2 separate regions of the Homo sapiens genome follow, and region 2 is linked to region 1. The links are chromatin loops, found by intact Hi-C in ENCODE. Cell type or tissue: B cell. All regions are shown on one strand. Links, peaks and the distances in the headings refer to the core of each region. The heading gives the core; the rest is flanking DNA.

Region 1 (2,906 bases), core at 213-2,712:
GGGCCAAGGGGTCTGGGCTGCCCTGAGCTCCCTCCCGGGAGAATGTGGCTCAGCCCCCGCCGGAAAGTGGAGGGGCTCTCCCTCGTGGCTGGAAAGCACCTGAGAAAGCTCCAAGAGCCACTGAATGTGGCCCAAGAGCCCTGCCAGGCTGCAGCAGTGAGGGCTGAGAGGGAGTTCAGTCACTACCCTCTTGGTGTAACGGGTTTCCAATCAACCCATGAAGAAATGTTTCTAGGCTGGACGCGGTGGCTTATGCCTGTAATCCCAGCACTTTGGGAGGCCGAGGTGGGTGATCACCTGAGGTCAGGAGTTTGAGACCAGCCTGGCCAGTGTGGCAAAACCTCATCTCTATTAAAAATACAAAAATTAGCTGGGTGTGGTCGTGCATGCCTGTAGTCCCAGCTACTTGGGAGTTTGAGGCAGGAGGATTGCTTGAACCTGGGAGGCAGAGGTTTGCAGTGAGCTGAGATTGCGCCACTGCACTACAGCCTGGGTGACAGAATGAGACTCCATCTCCAAAAAAAAAAAAATTTTCTAAAACTGCAGAGGCCCACATGAGCCCCCAGCTCCATCCAGTGCCTTATTTTGAGTGGCTGACACCGCAGCCCCAGCCCCAGCCATGGCCTGTGGGGCACCAGTCGTGTGCCTGATGGGGACTGTGACCCCAACCTACAGATAGGGAAATGGGCTTGGGGAGGTGAGAGTTACAGGTCCAAGGTCTGAGAGCCATGGACTCCAAAGGGATGAGGCCCTCCAGCTGCCACAATCCATCCCCTGTGAACGCAGCTGTGTGGGGTAGAGGACTTGCCACAGCCTGGCCATCTCTGGATCTCACTGAATAAACCAGTTAGGGATGGGTCATGGGATCCACCAAGACGGGCTAGAGAAGTGGCAGTGAATGGCTGCAGTGATGTGTTATGAGCTGAAAATAGGACCAGAGTCACCCAGGCATCCTGTGAATGGGTCTCTTCTCTGGGTCCTCAAGTACATAAACAGGTCACGCCTCCTTGATCTTGCAGGAGGAAACTGATGGCGCATAGGGCCCGGTCTAACTGCTTTCCAAAGGCTGGGCAGAGACCAAGAATGCATGGCCACAGAAACAGACGTGGGCTTCGTGCCGTGAAAAAATGCCCAGCCCCCATTTCAGCTGGTCACTACCAGTACCAGGGAGTTCTCCCCAACCTCCACACTCTTGACTGGGGGCTGCCAGCTTTGCACCCAGCTCCAGCCACAAACCCAGGTGCCTGCTGAAATCTACCGAGGGGGTGGGCACCTGCACTGTGGCCTGGGGCCTCTGGCTGCTATGCCCATCCCCAGGAAGCTTAGGCGCTCATTCATTTAAATAATTTCTGTGAATGAGAGTGCAATGCTGAATGAGCAGCAAAGAAATCAGGAAGTCAATCAGGCGCTATTTCTGGGAGCAGAAGCCTGAGGAACTGGAAGAGACAGTGCACCAGCTTCCACATTTCTGTGAGAAACGGCTACCTGGTGGCCCACGTGAACATGCACAGCCCCAGAGCCCCAACCCACAACTGTCTCACTGTTCCCCGAGAGATTTCAACCCAACTCAAGCCTCAAGAGTGTGGTGCTGTGCCCAGTTCACGGGCTGAGTGAACGAGCTGCAGAACGGTGAGGTCAAGGAAAAATGTTCCGCATCAGAGAATGCCCCGGCTTCCGCAATGTCCTCGCTGACAGCTGTCATGGCTCCTGTGGCTGGCCCTGCAAGCAGCTTGTGGGGACCACGCTCCAGGACATGGATTCTAGAATGTCACGGGTCGGGTGGCCATCATAGGATGTGTGTGTGTTTTCCTCTACACTACGCAGTTCTTACGAAAGAGCACAGCCAAACACAACGTGGAGCCTTTGTCCTTGTCAACTGGGGAAGGACGCCTGAGATCCACCTAGGTGATCAGACACCCTTGGTCCCCTATCCCCCCCAAACTCTGAGAGCCTGCGGTCCTCATATGACCAGAACTTCTGGAGGGTGTGGGGAATAGGGTCTGGGACAACCCCTCCCCGACATGGAAGGAAGGAAGGAAGGGAGGGAGGGAGGGTGGGTGGCCCTGGTGGCGGTGTATCAGTCTCCCGATGAGTAGCTCCCGGCAGAGTCCAGCTGGAGTGGAGTGCAGGAAGGAGGCACCCGGGAGGAGGCTCTGATCTTGAGGAGACGAGCTGACCTTCCCTGAACCTTCAACCACGACAAACCACACCAAACCCATCTGGGAGCCGTTAAAGAAAATTCGAAAATGCTGAACTGCATGGAAGATGCCTCCTCAGTGGGAGATGTCTTTAAAGCAGTGGGGGTAGAGCCAGAGGACCCACAAGGTCAGGGGCTCCCCCTGGACAGCCTGCCAGCCTGCTGCTTGCAAACAGGCCTTTCCACATCTCCAGGGAGGGTGGCGGGCAGGCCCGGGGTCAGGCCAGGCCCTGTGTCTCCCCACTCAGCAATGGCCATCTCCACTCCTGCCCTCCAGGAGAGAGAGGGAGAGTGACACAGCAGCCTCTCTGGCTGCATCCTCAGCACAAGGCCTTGTGCCTCGAGCCTTGAGGAGGAATCAGAGCACGGGGCCTGTGGCCCCAGCAGGCTGGACAGTGGGGAGGCCGCACAGGGAAACGTCGAGAACTCAGTACCCCTACTTCCGCCCGGCCACGGCCCCAGTGTAGAAGCCGGGACTCTGCTGCGGGGGGGTTCTGCCTGGCATGCAGGAAAGAGGCCACAGGGGACAGTGGGCTGGGAGACCCCCGGGAAGGCACACACGCAGGCAAACTGCTGGAGCTGCCCTACAAACAGCTGCCCCTCGTGGAAGTCGAATCCAGGGGTGGTGGGGACACTGATGATTCTCCAGATATCCCAGGGAGTGGAACTACCTCCACCTCCAAGACAGAGACAGCAAAGCCCCAGATCA
Region 2 (2,906 bases), core at 112-2,611, 64 kb before region 1:
TGAAGTGTGAACTAAGATCTAGCATGAGGCTGGGATTCGGTTTGAATTGAACCTTGGCCCTGCTCCTTAGGCGCTGTATGAGCTGGGGTGACTTCTGAACCCTCCTGCACATCTATTTCATGATTCATAGAAATGGGCATAATAATGCCTACTTCCTTAAGGTATCATGAGAGTTAAACCTCATGCTATGGTTTGGGGAGTCTTTTGTTTCCACTTCCTTATGATTCTTCCCTTCAGAAAAATGAAAAATTAAAAACCCTGTTTTCTCCTTACGCAGAGAACACCACCACTAATGGGAAGACTGCCCCCTGACCGGCACATGGCCTCAGCATTCATCCACAGATGCTCCTCAAATTGTTTTAAAAACAGCTTTTTTTAAAAGCTGTTTGTCTATGAAGATTAAATGAGTTAATAATATAAGCAAAGCACTTTGCATGGCTACTGGGCACGGTGGTTCATGCCTGTAATTCCAGCACTTTGGGAGGCCGAAGCAGGTGGATCACCTGAGGTCAGGAGTTCAAGACCAGCCTGATCAACATGGCGAAACCCTGTCTCTATTAAAAATACAAAAAAAATAGCCGGGCATGGTGGCACGTGCCTGTAATCCCAGCTACTTGGGAGGCTAAGGCAGGAGAATCGCTTGAACCTGGGAGGCAGAGGTTGCAGTGAGCCGAGACCTCGCCGTTGCACTCCAGCCTGGTTGACAGAGCAAGACTCTGTCTCAAAAAACAAAAAAACCCCAGCTTTTGTCCAGAGGTTGCTTTTTGTGGGTCTGTACGCTGAGGCCAAGTTCTATGTAAGCAGAGCCCTCCCACCTCACCTCCAAACAATGCCTCTAAACCATCACAATCTGAAAGGAAAATAAATCCCTTTCTTCAATGGTGACCTGAAGCTAGCCAAGGACCGGGTGCTGGCAGGTGGCCTGCGAGACTGGGTCGGATCCCGGGTTACTGTCTGAGGAGGGATGCCGTGCTGTAAGGGTTGGGGAGCCAGTGTCTGGCTTCCTTGTCACCACAAGACCTGTGGTTTCCAGCTCTGTCTGCATCCAGGTCCCACTAACCAACAGCAGGAGAGAAAACAGTTGTGCACACAGGCGGACGCGCACACGCGCACCTGGCCCCCCAGACGTGCACAGCCCTCAGAGGAAGTGGAGCACCAGATGTTCTGGGTTTCCTGTTCGACGCTTCCACAGCTGGTCGAGTCTGTGGTTGTGGTTTGTCTGTCTCGGGCTCATGTGAGAGACAAAAGCTGGGCTGACGGGAAACCTCTTCTCTCGGCCCCCACTCCCCAGCTCTGACTGATTAGGAAACCTGGCAGGTCAGAAATTTCCTGAAACACCCAGAGCTGGATTCTCCCAAGAAGAAGCTGAACCCCCAACTCCCATCCCTGAGGAGCAGCCCCTGGGCTGATGATCAGGACTTACAGAACCTGGGGCGATGGAAACCTCTACAAATATCCCATTTAGAAAGACCGCCAGCCCTGCCAACAGAATGAAACGGAGGCCAGGTTGCTATGGTCTCTACTCCAATGCCTGACATTGAGCCGCTGCTGCAAAACACTCAGCACATGAAGGAATGAATGAGGAACAGAGAACTTCACCTTTGGGGGTTGGGTGTACAAGCCCCAACTGGGCCCCAAGTCCCATAAATAGCTTTGGATTCCAACATACAAGCATTTGACGCAGCGAGGTGCTGCCGACTTGCTCTGTGACTTGGAGCAAGTCATTTAGCCTCTCTGGGCCTGGTGTCCTCATCTGCAGAATGGAGATGATAATATCTACTTCACAAAGGTGTGAAGGCCCTGTGAGACACCGCATGTGGATTTCCTCGACATTGTTTGCCCATCGTAACTGCTCCAGAGAGGCTGGGCTCCCTTTTCTCGTTGCAACACTGCTGTTTATTTCAGGAGATACTCTAAAAGGGAAGCAAGCTAAAACAAAGAACAACCAAAAACACTGATCCCGGGACAACTGCCCGGCAGGACAGCAGAGCAAGGGTACTTGGTGCTCTTCGTTGGGGGGATGTTGGGAGAAGGGGCTGGAGCCATCCCAGGGTCTCCAGGCTCTGGAAGGGAGCACCCCATGTCCTCCTCTGGGTGTGGAATAGGGTGAGTGTCTTAGGGGTGGAGAGAGAACAGGCAGAGTGTGCTCTCACCCCTTAGCTCTGTAGTGATTTTAATGATTAAGGCTACTGTTCGGTCTGCATTTGGACCTGAGCAACAGGGACCCCTGCCCAGAGGTCCATCCTTCAGCAGCGTGCACTGCATCCCCCTCCACTGCAGCTGACTCTATGAGATGAAGCATCTGTCGCTCAGTGTAGCCATCAGGTCCACTGCCCCTGAAATATGACTGACTAGGTTCAAATGTTGACTCTGACACTTAGAAGCTGTGCCACCTTGGGGCAAGTTACTTCATCTCTCTGTGCCTTACTTTCTTCCTTTATAAAATGGGTAAAATAATAACCACACCATCGGTTGTCTATGAAGATTAAATGAGTTGATAATATATGCAAAGCACTTAGCATGGCTACTGGCACAAGGGTCAGTAAACGTTAACTGTTCCACACATGAATGTGTTTGATTCTTATAATGCCCCATGGGTAGATTCTGTTATTAGCTCTGTTTTACACATGAGAAAACTTAGGCACAGGAGGTAAAGTAACATTTGCAAGGTCACACCGTTAAGTAGCAAGGCTGAGGCTTTACTCCAGTTCTTTTTTTTTTTTTTTTTTTTGAGGCATCTCACCAGGCTGGAGTGCAGTGGCACAATCTCAGCTCACTGCAACCTCTGCCTCCCGGGCTCAAGCAATTCTCCTGCCTCAGCCTCCCGAGTAGCTGGGATTACAGGTGTGCACCACCATGCCCGGCTAATTTTTGTATTTTTAGTAGATACGGAGTTTCGTCATGTT

What was found. Hi-C counts contacts between places; a loop is a spot of excess contacts. Peaks named below come from ENCODE experiments on the same cell type or tissue, not always from the same donor. Only the 100,000 strongest peaks of a DNase experiment are listed, where the experiment ranks them.
Region 2: it touches region 1 in a loop (11-fold over the local background); 13 of 110 quality-filtered maps call a loop at or near these places.

Annotation. Positions count from the first base shown.
Region 1 is chr1:9,361,328-9,364,233 of GRCh38, reverse strand. The region is part of intron 2 of SPSB1 (splA/ryanodine receptor domain and SOCS box containing 1); the gene reads right to left. Among named protein-coding and RNA genes, the nearest start is that of LINC02606, 66 kb to the left of the region's middle. In B cell, for the core only: no CTCF peak of the experiment used is centred there; DNase peaks (open chromatin) are centred at 953 and 1,473.
Region 2 is chr1:9,424,753-9,427,658 of GRCh38, reverse strand. It overlaps LINC02606 (long intergenic non-protein coding RNA 2606), which reads left to right. Exons shown (of 2, transcript NR_104622.2): 2 at 278-2,565. Among named protein-coding and RNA genes, the nearest start is that of LINC02606, 2.8 kb to the left of the region's middle. RefSeq lists an enhancer at 1,316-1,365. In B cell, for the core only: no CTCF peak of the experiment used is centred there; a DNase peak (open chromatin) is centred at 1,158; H3K4me3 peaks cover 865 bases; H3K27ac peaks cover 2,286 bases.